Regions from separate parts of the Homo sapiens genome. Here all the other regions are linked to region 2. The links are chromatin contacts, found by Hi-C or POLR2A ChIA-PET in ENCODE. All regions are on one chromosome and are shown on one strand. The core of a region is the stretch at or near the end of the contact, and the rest is flanking DNA. Distances in the headings are between cores, read along the strand shown. Region 1 holds the start of SBNO1-AS1 (SBNO1 antisense RNA 1). Region 2 holds the start of RAB35 (RAB35, member RAS oncogene family). Region 3 holds the start of BRI3BP (BRI3 binding protein).

Evidence for each region. Hi-C counts contacts between places; a loop is a spot of excess contacts on that map. ChIA-PET counts read pairs that join two places held with the same protein, here RNA polymerase II (POLR2A). Pooled maps may share reads with other maps.
Region 1: a loop to region 2 is called in a map of Right ventricle myocardium inferior, with 10 times the contacts of the local background. The contact joins the promoter of SBNO1-AS1 here to the promoter of RAB35 in region 2. A Hi-C loop is called at or near these places in 2 of 168 maps with a recorded cell type or tissue (Right ventricle myocardium inferior and naive thymus-derived CD4-positive, alpha-beta T cell) and 5 of 50 pooled maps. POLR2A ChIA-PET finds 5 or more read pairs at or near these places in 2 of 52 experiments (AG04450 and activated T-cell).
Region 3: a loop to region 2 is called in a pooled map, with 16 times the contacts of the local background. The contact joins the promoter of BRI3BP here to the promoter of RAB35 in region 2. A Hi-C loop is called at or near these places in 2 of 37 single-sample maps with no recorded cell type and 5 of 50 pooled maps.

What each region holds. Positions count from the first base shown.
Region 1 is chr12:123,363,320-123,367,803 of GRCh38, reverse strand. It overlaps SBNO1-AS1 (SBNO1 antisense RNA 1), which reads right to left and starts at 2,856. Exons shown (of 2, transcript NR_157806.1): 1 at 2,689-2,856; 2 at 2,000-2,279. SBNO1 (strawberry notch homolog 1) reads left to right here and starts at 2,957. Exons shown (of 32, transcript NM_001167856.3): 1 at 2,957-3,103. It overlaps MIR8072 (microRNA 8072), which reads left to right and starts at 2,961; the gene lies at 2,961-3,040. RefSeq lists enhancers at 2,197-2,406, 3,867-3,916, 3,573-4,291 and silencers at 2,577-2,676, 2,807-3,046, 3,157-3,236, 3,277-3,386.
Region 2 is chr12:120,115,201-120,119,842 of GRCh38, reverse strand. RAB35 (RAB35, member RAS oncogene family) reads left to right here and starts at 3,090. Exons shown (of 6, transcript NM_006861.7): 1 at 3,090-3,244. The coding sequence starts at 3,193. RAB35-AS1 (RAB35 antisense RNA 1) reads right to left here and starts at 2,936. Exons shown (of 1, transcript NR_182302.1): 1 at 840-2,936. RefSeq lists enhancers at 1,022-1,071, 1,112-1,181, 1,212-1,311, 2,315-3,106, 3,107-3,899 and 1 more and silencers at 2,024-2,202, 2,190-2,249, 2,340-2,689, 2,850-3,159, 3,260-3,389.
Region 3 is chr12:124,991,023-124,995,097 of GRCh38, reverse strand. BRI3BP (BRI3 binding protein) reads right to left here and starts at 1,453. Exons shown (of 3, transcript NM_080626.6): 1 at 1,095-1,453. The coding sequence starts at 1,307. RefSeq lists enhancers at 574-663, 2,383-2,883 and silencers at 754-813, 824-1,073, 1,084-1,133, 1,234-1,283, 1,304-1,623.

The DNA.
Region 1 (4,484 bases), core at 1,607-4,106, 3.2 Mb before region 2:
ATGAACAACACTTCCCACTAGTCATACCCTTGTGTTGCCTTTCCTGAGCTGAATTTGGCTGCCTTGTTAACCAATAGAATGTGGTGGAAACATCACTGTCAGTTGCAAGCCTAAGAATTTTTTTTTTTTTCCAGACAGAGTTTTGCCAAGCGCAGTGACTCATGCCTGTAATACCAGGACTTTGGGAGGCTGAGGCGGGCGGATCACCTGAGGTCAGGAGTTTGAGACCAGCCTGGCCAATATGGTGAAACCTCCTCTCTACTAAAAATACAAAAATCAGCTGGGTGTGGTGGCACACACCTGTAGTCCCGGCTACTCGGGAGGCTGAGACAGGAGAATTGCTTGAACCTGGGAAGCAGAGGCTGCAGTGAGCCGAGATCGCACCGCTGCACTCCAGCCTGGGTGAGATAAAGCAAGACCCCGTCTCAATAAATAAATAAATAAATAAATAAATAAATAAATAAATAAGGCCCGACGCAGTGGCTCACGCATGTAATCCCAGCACTTTGGGAGGCTGAGGCGGGCATATCACCTGAGGTCAGGAGTTCGAGACCAGCCTGGCTAACATGGTGAAACGCCGTTTCTACTAAAAATACAAAAAATTAGCCGGGCGTGGTGGTGGGCACCTGTAATCCCAGCTACTCAGGAGGCTGAGGCAGGAGAATCACTTGAACCCAGGAGGCGGAGGTTGCAGTGAGCTGAGATCCCGCCATTGCAACAAACTAGCTTGGGCAACAAGAGTGAAACTATGTCTCAAAAAAAAAAAAAATTAAAAAAATAGTTTCGCTTTGTTACCCAGGCTGGTGCAGTGGCACGATTATAGCTCACTGTAGCCTCAAACTTCTGGGCAATCAAGTGATTCTCCTACCTTAGCCTCCTGAGTAGCTGGGACTATATATCACACTTGGCTAATTAAAAGTTTTTTGTTGGGCCGGGCGCGGTGGCTCACGCCTGTAATCCCAGCACTTTGGGAGGCCGAGATGGGTGGATCACGAGGTCAGGAGATCGAGACCACGGTGAAACCCCGTCTCCACTAAAAATACAAAAAAAAAAAAAAAAAAGTCCTAGCTACTCGGGAGGCTGAGGCAGGACAATGGCGTGAACCCAGGAGGCAGAGGTTGCAGTGAGCCGAGATCGCGCTACTGCACTCCAGCCTGGGCGACCGACAGAGCGAGACCCCGTCTCAAAAAGAAAAATGTTTTTTTGTCGAGATGAGGTTGCACTTTGTTACCCAAGTCTGGTCTCAAACTCCTGGCTGAGATCCCCGTTTCAGCCTCCCAAAGTGTTGGGATTACAGGCGTGAGCCACCACACCTGGCCTGTGCCTAAGGTTTTTTTTGTTTTTTGTTTTTGAGTCGGATTCTCGCTCTGTCGCCCAGGCTGCAGTGCAATGGCACGATCTCGGCTCACTGCAACCTCCGTCTCTTGAGTTCAAGCGATTCTCCTGCCTCAGCCTCCAGAGTAGCTGGGATTACAGGTGCCCGCCACCAAGCCCCAGCTAAATTTTGTATTTTTAGCAGAGATGGGGTTTCACCATGTTGGCCAGGCTGGTCTCGAACTCCTGACCTCAGGTGGTCCGCCCACCTCGGCCTCCCGAAGTGCTGGGATTACAGGCGTGAGCCACTGCGCCCGGCCTAAAATATTTTTTATTTTTGTCTTTATAGGTTTTTTTTCTATGTGTGTGAGAGGATTAAATGAAATAATGTAATTAGTAAAGCGATTAGTTAGCACTTTAAAAATATTTATAAATGTATACATAGATATATAATACATATCTATGTGTACAAACACTGAAGTTTCCTATTCTTTCTGTGCCTACTTTTTCCTTTCTTTCCCCGAATACTTTGTCTCTGGAAGAGTTCACACTGTAACCTCCAACTGTTCCAGCTACTTGGTTTGCTTTCAGCACTAGGCTTGTAGGATGCGCAGCCAGTAGGGGGCAAGAATCACCCAGGCGTGCTTATTACCCAAGCAACGGAGTCAAACAGCACTTTCAGAATGACTTTACAAAAGGGTTACCAACAAGGTAATATGTTTATTGTGTTAGGTCGCTTAATAATAACGAAAAGATGAAAACAAGGAAGTGAGAAGCGGTAGGGACAGCCCTACTCTTCAGTATTCATTAAGTGGGAGCCCCGGTGTGTCGGGCTTGCGTATGAGCGTGAAGACAGACGTGGGATGGCTGAGCTCACACGCCTTAGGCTCTGATTCTAGCCGTGGTCGCGCCGAGGGCTCCGGGTTACTTGCGGTTTCACTGCCAATAAAGTGCTTTGAGCGAGCCTAACAAGCAATGAATATGTAAACATTTTGTTTCTAGGACTAACTAGGTAATGAAGAGATCTTCCAAGTGACAGAAACGCTGCTAGGTAACTTCCTGGGCCGTAGCTCCCCACCCTAACAGGTTCTGAAAATAGCTCCAGGCCCTTCCTAACCGGAGTTTGAAAGCAGGCGCGGGGCGCATGCGCGCGGCCCTCCGGCCGACCTCCCGATAGCCCTGGCACGCGGACCTTCTTCCCGACAGGCCGCGGGGAAAAAAGGGCGGGGAAACGGAATTACCGCGAGCTCTCCGTGAGCGCCGGCGGAAACAGTAGTCACGTGACTCTCCTAGGTGGCCTTCGCCTTCCCCCTCCCCCTTCGCGGAAACCCGGCCCCCTCACCCCTCGCCCACCCCAGAGCCGCGGTAATGGACCGTTTGGGTTCCGGAATTCTCTTGGATCCAACAACTGGTACCGGGCCGAGGATAGCCGGCGGAGTCCGTTTTTGGCGGCGAAGACTGGGGGGTGGTCAAGATGGGGGGGAAATCATCTTCCTTCACCTAGGAGGGAGGCGGGGCGGAGAGGGGCGCAGAGAGGCGGGTGGGGGAGGAGGGAGGAAGTCACGTGAGGGCGCTGCGTGCGCGCGGCGCCTCATCCGTTGCCCCTCCCCCGCCCCTCCCGGCGGGGCGGGGGGGCTGGGGGAGGGGCGTCAAGATGGCGGCGGGGAGGTAGGCAGAGCAGGACGCCGCTGCTGCCGCCGCCACCGCCGCCTCCGCTCCAGTCGCCTCTGGTCCTTCAAACTCACACCTCCCGGGAGGAGCTGTGCTGGCGCCGGGTCCCGCGGGGAAAGTAAGTCCTTCCCTTGGCCCTTTTCTCCTTCCACACTCCCCCTCCCGGACAGCCTCCCACTCCCACCCTCGGGGGGCCGTGCGGGGCCAGGCTGGGGGGACAGCCACCTCGCCCCGGCTTGGGGCCTCCCTCGCCGCTTGCCGCTCCTCGCGGCCGCGCGCTCCGGGGCCCTCGGGGGCATGTTCCCGACGGCGGCTCCGTTGTACTCGCTTCCTCTGTTCGTCAGCGCCGGGCCCCGCTGTCGCCGCTCGTGGGGCTTTCGGGCTCCGGGAGCCCCGCTGTCCCGGGCCGGAGGCACCCCTCTTGGACCGCGGGGCAGGGTCTGTGCACGCCGGCTCCGCTGGGTTCGCCCCTTTGGCTTCCGCCTCACAACCCGGGGGCTGCGGGTCCGGGACCCGCGGGGAAAGTAAGGACCGGATCCTTCCCAAGTCCTCTTTCGTGCCCCAGCATTGCTCCCGGCTCTGGGCGAGGGAGGGAGGCAGGCGACGCGGTCGTCCTTCCTAAATCTGAACCCCACAGCGCGGTCTCGTACATGCCCCGCTCTTGGGGCGGTGGGGAAGCCGCGGGGGACACGTGCAGGCTCCCTTCACGCCTCTCCAGGCGACTCGCTTAGTTCTGCCTCGGCGGGCGAGCTCACCTCCCAGACCCTAAGAATTACCCATGGAGGGGAACGGCAGTTGGGGATTTGCTTACTTTGAGAGCGTTTGGCATAACGAGCATCCAGAGTTCCCCAAAGCAGTGGATACCGGTGGTTTCCCAGAAGTGGTTTGGGGTCGGTTTAACCGCTGAGGAGATTTGGATGTTCCTAAACCCTTCTGATTGTTTCTTTCCTGACCCTGGCATCCAGCTCCTCCCCTTCCCACCCCTGCTTTGTGCTTCTGTTTGGTTAATGTTTGCGGACCACTAACTTGATCCTCGCACAGAGAAGCTCTTTTTATGTGCGTGCTCGGTTTACTGTGGGAGGCTTTTGTTTTGGGGAGTCGCTGGTTGAGAAACGTGGGAAAAGAACGGGCCAGAAAATGAGAGACAAATAAAGCAACGTTTTTATCCATTGAATTGCGCAGCCAATTGTAAGTGCACCCGGAAGTTTGTACTGAACACGTGTTGAGGGAAGGTTATAAACTGGTCCCCTTTGACCTTTGAAAGTTGGCTATTATCATTTTATGTTGAGTTAAATGTTTCATATATTCTAGACAGCCAGAATTAGGGATGGAATATGGTTTCTAAAGAGTCATCCAGAAGGGTGCAGAGAACTGTCATCCGGAGTGCCCTAGCAGGAATTGACTTAACACTTTCAGATAATTCTGCGAGCTGACAGTACAGAGGGATTCTATTTTCCACCATATTTTCTAGCAATCAGAATTGATTTTCATAAGCGTAG
Region 2 (4,642 bases), core at 1,841-4,340:
TTACATATGTATACAGTGAGAAGGAGAAAGAAAGCTTAACATAACTCATCACTGAACTGTAGTTTAAATAAATGTCTAACAATGTTTCCAGAAGAAAATGTGCTGATTCATTTTGAGATGCCAGGCACATACCCTGGCCTGCAGGGAATTCCCCTCCAAGCCAAATGATGATTCTCATAGACTGTGACAGGGACTGTCTAAATAGACACTCAAAGCTCTCCTATTCCAGTGCCATCATGACATCTTTATGATAAAATCTTCTCCCCATCATTCTAACTAAAAGCTATAGCTTTCCTCCTCTGAAGTCTAGACTGCATATCTGACAGCTTTTCTATCTACTGTATTGTCTTATACTTTCAATTTCCTCATGAGTATGTCTTAACTCTTGATGAGGCTGTGAACTGGTGAGAAAAGGCTCTGTTCCTTTTTTTTTTTTTTTTTTTTTAAGACGGAGTCTTGCTCTGTCGCCTAGGCTGGAGTGCAGTGGTGCAATCTCGGCAACCTCTGCCACCCGGGTTCAAGCGATTCTCCTGCCTTAGCCTCCCGAGTAGCTGGGATTACCGGCGCCTGCCATCGTGCCCGGCTAATTTTTTTTATTTTTAGTAGAGATGGGGTTTCACCATCTTGGCCAGGCTGGTCTTGAACTCCTGACCTCGTGATCCTCCCGCCTCAGCCTCCCAAAGTGCTGGGATTATGGGTGTGAGCCACAGCGCCCGGCCTAAGGCTCTCTTCTTATAACCTCTGCAATCCGTGGCACATAAACACTCATTAAATAGTTACCAAAGAAATGAAGGAATTTATGCCGATTGCTTTCCAGATGACACATGCAGGCAAAGTCAGGAATCTGGTTTTAATGGCCAATTTGGATTTATTTCCCAAAAATATCCTACAGCCTTATTATCAGGAAGCTGCCTTGAAAATGTGTGCTAGAGTCTACAGTAGGAAATGGCTCAAAGTATGAATCAGTGCAAAATGACCTTGAGTAACATTGGTTACAGTCTGTCACATGCCTACATGTGCCAGGTAATTTACAAACATAACTCTAAAACAACCATTCTGTGAGGAAACGGGGGCTTTGAGATAGTGTGATGTGACTTACCTAAGATCACAAAGCTTTTAAGGGATGGAGGCCAGGATTCCAAAGCTAGCATTGGAACGAAAGTCTTCCCGACACCAGCCCAGGTTGTGAAGATGAGCTAGGAGGACCTACTGCCTCGCTGGCTGGTTAGGGCTGGGCGTGCCTCCCTGGTGGAAGGAAGGTACATACCTTCCTTCTCCCCCTCTATTTCCTAAAACTGCTGAGTCAGAGGATGGCCCTAACCTTCCCGACCAAGGGGGACTTTCTATCGGGAGCACATGAGCAGCTCTTCTCCCTAGCCAGTACCTTCAGATTCCAAGCTCATGTTATTTCGATATCACCACACTGATTCTCAGCTCCCGGAAAAACAACTCAAGGCTTGAGTCAGACACTCCATGTGTTGTTCAATGATCCCGCCTGCAACAATGTTTATTATAACCAAAAAATATAAACAGCATGAATGTCTATTAATAGCGGAGTGGTTAAATAATAGTACATCCGATGGTTATCGGATGGAGTACCATACCACGCAGATGTTAAATGATAAAAGTGTACTGTTAAATAGAAAAAGCAAGGTATGTACATATATGTTTGTACAGGCAAAGGAAATTCACTGGGGGGCACTTATTCATTCAACAAATATGTGTTAAGCATTTTAAGGTTACCTGTGAAACTAACAGGGGTTACCTGTGAGGAGTGCTTCAGAAGGAAAAATAGTAACTTGTACTTTTCAGTAAACTTCTGCACATAATTTTAAGGACGAACATTGTTTTTTTTTTTTGAGACGGAGTTTCGCTCTTGTTGCCCAGAATGGAGTGCAATGGCGAGATCTCAGCTCACTGCAACCTCCGCCTCCCGGGTTCAAGCGATTCTCCCGCCTCAGCCTCCCGGCATTGCTTTTTATAAAGTCAAAAGAAAAGGAAGTTTGATAAAACAAGTAGAACTATCCGATAAATACTCGCCTGGAAAGGGACAGGATTATAAGAAACAGGTAATAAGGAGCTTAAAACCCTCTGCAGTTCTGCAGTGAGGATGGTCGTGGGGGCATACAACTTTCCGTTTCAGGTCAGTTTAGGTAGGGCAGGTGGGAACTCACTCTAAAACGAGAAACCGGGGCTGATGACAAAATGCACACGTTTAGCTTCTGGCGGCCCAGGTCTTCCTAGCCGCAGATTCTGAGACGTGTATCTGCAGGTGGTGTGAAATTGAAGCCGGGGGAGCGGTTGCTTTCGGTCTCCGAGGTGCGCCTTGCACACTGGGTCATTCAGCTCCCAGGCTCGGCTCGGAGCTGGACCACTCCCTCCCCTCCACCAAAGAGGCAATGTGGGCTCCAAGAGGTCACAGCGCTGGGATGGGATTTCGACCCCGCGCTGCCCTCAAAGGCCACCTCCTCGCAGCTCTGCTCCCGCCGGCAGCTCCCGTTCTGTCCAACTCGGAAGCCGCCCGCCGCCCTCGGCGTCCACTCCACAGGCCCGGGGCCGGGGCCAGCTCCGCGGGGGAGGGGTCGGTGCGGAAGGGGCGGGGTACCGGGCCTTCCCCGCGCGACTCTGCCTTCTACGGCCCCGGCCCCTGCCTCTGGAAACCCGGAGCTCGTGCGAGCCCCGCCCCACGGTCGCGGCGTGCCTGTCATTTCCTCTCCGCAGGGCGTGCGGGTCTCGAAGATGAGGGAGCAACAACGTCCACGACCGGGCTTCTCCGGCACCTTGGGCTTCTTTCCGCTGGGACTCGACAGCGGCTCGGCTCCGCAAGCTCTCAGCGCCCAGGGTGGCGGCGACGACGCTCCCCGAGGAGACGCGAGGAAGACGGGCCCGCGCTTGCTGGGACTCCGTCAGGGCGCGTGCGCGACCCGGGCGCGGCCGGCTCAGGCTGCGGCTGCGCAAGGCGGTGCCAGACGCTGCGCCTGCGCAGTGGTGGGGCGGGGCGGGAAGGAGGGAGGCGGTGGTAGCGGCGGCGGCTGCTGAGGAGGAGGAGGGGGAGCGGAGGGAGGTGTTTCTGTCAGTTCCGGCTGTTTGTTCGGGAAGTGGATCCGCCGCTGCCGGAGCAGCCCGAAGGGAGCTGCGGATCGCGAGGCCAGTACCGACCCCGCCCGCCCGCGCGCACCGCCCCCGCCCGCCATGGCCCGGGACTACGACCACCTCTTCAAGCTGCTCATCATCGGCGACAGCGGTGAGGGCCGCAGCGGCCGGAGGCGGCGCGGGCCCTGCCGGGCGCGGCCCGCGGGGGCCTCGGGGCGGCAGGCGGGCGGGGAGGTGCCGGCCCGTGCGGGGCGGGCGGGCGGGGCAGCCCGGCGGTCTGGGCCCCAGGGGTGCGCCGAGGGGCTCCGGACCGCGCCGAGGGGAGGTTGGGGCGCGGGGCGGAGGGGCCAAGCGCGCCGGGTCCAGTCATCGCGCCTGTTCCTGCCTCACGTGTGACCTTGGTCAAGTCGCGCGATCTCTGGAGTTGGAGAGACGTGGGTTCGAGTCTCAGGACTACCACCTGCCTCGCGCTGACCTTGGGCAAGTTGCTTCGCCGTCCTGAGCCTCAGTTCCCTCATCTGAGAAGTGGGGATGTGCCTTGCTGGGTGGTGTGAGGATTCGATGGGATAAAGTAGGAAAAGTGCGTAGCGCCCTACCCGGTAAAGTAAGCTCGAAGTAAATGTTCACTATTGTCATTATCATCAGTATCCTTTATAAGCGTCAGTTTCTTCCCATCTAAAATGAGGACGTTCTCAGAACCTGCCTCATGGGATTGCCGTGAGGTTTAAATGAGGTAAGTCGGATAAAGGGCTTTGCACAGGGTCTGGCATATTCCTGCTGAATTATTATATCCCTGCGTGGTTCAGTTTCCTCATCTGTAAGATGGAATGATAGTTGGATCTGCCTTATGGGGTTGATGTGAGTATTAAGTGAGATTCTGCAGTGTTGCTCACAGCTCCTGGCACATAGTGAGTTGTCACTGTTTGCTGTTACACTACTATATACAGAGGGGTCCTGGGGATGGGACAGCCAAAATTATAAAAGTGCTTTGGCCACACACACACACTGCTTGAGGGCTCCTAGCTCTGATCACTGCTCTAGCTCCAGTGCCTAGAACAGTGCCTGGCACCCAGTACATGCTTAAGACATATTTGCAGAAGGAATTAATGAATATTAAGTGTCCTTCGAAAAGGTAGACTGGTTTCTGGGAAAAGGTGGAGGGTTTTAGAGCTGTTTGGAGTGTGGCAGGTGAGCAGGTTTATGGAGTGACCAAGAGGTCAGGAAGGCAGGCCCCAGAAGGTTTATGGGAGCGAAACTGAGGTGCTGGGGTTATATGATGTTCATGAAAGAGTCTTGGGAGCATGCTCAGTTTGTAGACCAGACCTGAGCTGAGTGTGGGGAGGGATGTCTTATGATTGGAGGCAGAGGCCAGGCTGGTGGTAGAGCCCATGGACTGTTAAGGAAAGGGGATCAAATCAAGTGAGCGGTATGACTTGGGATGTAGGAGTGTTGGGTAGCGATGTCAGAGCTAGGTCAGGGAAGTGGGTGGTTTTGGCCTCCCTTTTAAAGCTGGATGGAGATGTGGTTGGTGGTTTGGATCAGGTGAAGG
Region 3 (4,075 bases), core at 204-2,703, 4.9 Mb before region 2:
AATCTGATTTCGGCCTTCATATTCCCTTCTATTCCCCACTCCCTCTCAATGAGCAGAAAACTTTAACTTTTTAGCCATGATTCTGGGCCAGGAAGGTACCAACTAGTCATAATTACAACCTCGCAATGAAGGGGAATGATTACTATCCCCATTTAACAAATAAAGAAACAAGCTCAAAGAAGTGAAGTCACTTCCCCAAAGTCATCCAACTGGTAGAGCTCCAACTTGAACCCAAACTTCTCTGACTCCAAAACCCCAGGAAGGCTGGCGGCAAGCAAGAGCCCCCTCCTCCCCAGGGAACAGCAAAGGAACCGCAATACCACACACAACTGTCCCCAGTAACTTCCTCCTTCTCAAGAGCTAGTCGGCGGACTTCGGCCCGGAATGGCACCCCTATCGCACCTAGCTCCAGAGAGCAGGAATTGGGGAAAACCCCCTGCGATCCTCCTGGGACTCAACACCCTTCCCAGGAGGCTGCAGGATCCGGGACCTCCCCAAACTAAACAAAAGGCTCCACGCGAAAGGCCCCGCACACAGTAGGTGCTCGGTTTCCCAAAGCCACCGAGCAAATCGCATTGCTCCCTTCTTTTCCTGTAAAGTAAAAACAACTCCAAGTATCTTCAAAGCAGGAGGAGGAGTGGGGCAGAAGGTCCCAGGGGAAGTGGGTCGGGATGCGAGGCTAGGACAAACCCGGGGTAGCTGGGGAGGGCGCAGCCGCGTGGGGACCGAGAGCGCCAGTGTGCTGCCTGGCTCACAGTAGGAGCCATTCAAACGCGGTGAATGAATGAATGAGACGCGCGGCAGGCGTCAGCGCAGCCGGGAGAGACTCTGGCTGCGCCGACCGCGGAGGCAAGGTCCAAGGAGAAGCGCGGCGCAGAGGAGAGGGCGCCCCGAGGCCCGGCCGCCCAGACCCGCACTGGTCAGGCCCGGCGGGGGCCGCAGGCGGCAGGCCCCGAGGCGCAGGCCGGACCCCCTCTTCCCGCGCGCTGGCCGGGCGGGCAGCCCCGGAGGCCGCGCTCCTCCCAGGTCGGCCCCGGTAGCCAGGTGCGTGGCGACCGGGGCAAGGTGACCGCGGGCGCGGGCCCGGCGCCCACCTTCTGAGCGGCGCGCACGTTGTCCTCGCCGAACAGGCTGCTGACGCTCTGGGAGAAGGTGTTGACCGTGCGGCGGTAGCTGTTCTTCTCCGCGCCGCCGCGGCCCCGCGCCCCCTGCGCGCCCGGGGCCAGCAGCCCGAGCAGCAGCAGCAGCAGCAGCAGCAGCAGGAGCCCGGCCCGGGCCAGGGGCCCGCCTGAGGCGCGCGCGCCCATGCTCGGCCGGCGGGGCGCGGGGTCGCGATGCGGGGTGAGGGCCGTGCGCTGGGCCGCAGCGGGCTCCGGCTAGGGCAAGGTTGGCGCGCTCGGGGGCCGCGCGCCGCGCCTTTACCCACAGCCGCCGCCGCCGCTGCTGCGCCACCTGCCCCGCCCCGCGCGCAAAGGCGCACGGCCCAGCCCACGCCGCGCCCCGCCCCCGGCGCGGGACCAACGCGACCCGGCCCCGGGGCCCCGCGCCCGCCTCCCGGAAGCCTGCCCCGACCCGGTGCGGCTTCTCATCATTTAAAAAAAAATTCTCTTTTTTAACTTATCCGTGGAAAAGCAACCCGTGCCTGTAAAACTTGCAACAGCTTCAACCAGGAAAGTGACTGCAACTGATTGAAAAACATGAAATAGACATATATGTAATCTCCCTGAATGTATTATAATGGTACCCCAAAATTCGCCCTCGTGGGCATCAGCTCATTCATCCTGAAAATTTTAAATAACAAGAAAGCATCAGGCATCCTCCTGCCCTTCCTGAATGAACTGTATTTCAGAGCCCCAAAATAGTTGGGGAGGGACTTTCTTTTACAAAGTCCAGCTAATACATGAGGATGAATGAGAGAATCCGAAAATTATTTGGCACCCCTCAATAGAATGATGGATTCACGCGATGATCATCAGAAATGGGTACAACCAAGAGGGGAGGGTTTGGCGGGGAACTTGAAAATGGAGGGGCTAAGCCGCGAAGTCCCGGTCCCGCCAATCGATCTTAGTGCCAGGAAGTACCAGCGCCACCTGCGATGGATTCTTGCCAAGACAAGTTGAGCATGAACCTGATGGGGCCTCTAGATCAAACCTACAGTTTACAGGAAATATGGCAGATAAGGAAAACTTAGAAGCAGCAGAAGCAACCAACCAACTCCAGCATGTGGGGCATTCTACCAAACAAACGACCCAGTTTGTTCAATAAATAATTGGTATAAAAGGTGAGCGAAGAGGAGGATAATTGGTTTTAAAGACTTAAGAGCCATAATAACCCATGCAATGCAAGGACCCTGTTTGCATCCTAAATCAAACAAATCAAGTCTAACCAACATTTTTTTTAGACAACCAAGAAAATAAAACTCAATTTTTGCCAATCCAAAGAATACAAAATGCTCTTATTTTTGAATTTACATTTTCTGGATTCCTAGTAAGATTTTCATAGATTTATTGGCCATTTGAATTACTTCTCTGTGAATTACCTATTCATATCCTTTGCACATTTTTTCCTGTATTGTTTATCTTTTTAAAAACTTTTTTGTAGGTCGGGTGCGGTGGTTAACGCCTGTGATTCCAGCACTTTGGGAGGCTGAGGCGGGTGACCTGAGGTCGGGAGTTCGAGACCAGCTTGACCAACATGGAGAAATCCCTCCGTCTCTACTAAAAATACAAAATGAGGCCAGGCGCCGTGGCTCACGCCTGTAATCCCAGCACTTTGGGAGGCCGAGGCGGGCGGATCACAAGGTCAGCAATTTGGGAGGCCGAGGCGGGCGGATCACGAGGTCAGGAGATCGAGACCATCCTGGCTAACACAGTGAAACCCCGTCTCTACTAAAAATACAATAGCCGGGCGTGGCGGCGGGCGCCGTAGTCCCAGCTACTCAGAGCCTGAGGCAGAAGAATGGCGTGAACCCGGGAGGCGGAAGTTGCAGTGAGCCGAGATCGTGCCACTGCACTCCAGCCTGGGCGACAGAGCGAGACTCCGTCTCAAAAAAAAAAAAAAAAAAAAAAAAAAATCCAAAATGAGCCAGTTATGGTGGTGCCTGCTTGTGATCCCAGCTACTCGGGAGGCTGAGGCAGGACAACCGCCTAAACCTGGGAGGCGGAGGTTGCAGTGAGCCGAGACTAAGCCACTGCACTCCAGCCTGGGCAACAAGAGTGAAACTCCGTCCCAAAAACAAAACAAAACAAAACAAAAACCTTTTTTTACGCCAGGTGTAGTGGCACAAGCTTGTTTTGGGAGGCCAAGGCAGGAGGATTGCTTGAACACAGGAGTTCGAGGCCAGCCTGGCCAACATAGTGAAACCTATCTCTATAAAAAATGATAATAATAATAATAATAATAAACTTTTTAATTAAGGTATAACATACAGAAAAATACACAATCATATAAATTTTTATGAATTTTCACAAACTGAATACCCAAGGTAACCAGCACCCAAATCAAGAAACGAAACATTACCAGTTCCCCCACGAAGCCTCCCTTTGTCCCCTCCCATTCACTATGTTCCTCTTAAAATTTAGGGGATTCATTTGCCTGTGTTTGAAGTTTATGTAAATGAACCACACAGTACTCTGGGGGTTGGCTTCTTTTGTTCAACTTTTTTTTTTATTTATTTTTTATTTTTTGAGACGGAGTCTTGCTCTGTTGCCCAGGCTGGAGTGCAGTGGCATGATCTCGGCTCACTGCAACCTCCGCCTCCGGGGTTCAAGCGATTCTCCTGCCTCAGCCTTCCGTGTAGCTGGGACTATAGGCACGCGCCACCACACCCGGCTAATGTTTGTATTTTTAGTGGAGACAGGTTTCGCCATGTTGGCCAGGCTGGTCTCAAACTCCTGACCTCAGGTGATCCGCCTGCCTTGGCCTCCCAAAGTGCTGGAATTACAGGCGTGAGCCACCACGCCCAGCTTTTGTTCAACTTTATATTTGTGAGATCCATCCATGCTGTTATGTATCTGCCTTCTTCTTGCTGTCTAGAATGGTCTATACCTTCTGGAAGGTAATTCACTGATATATT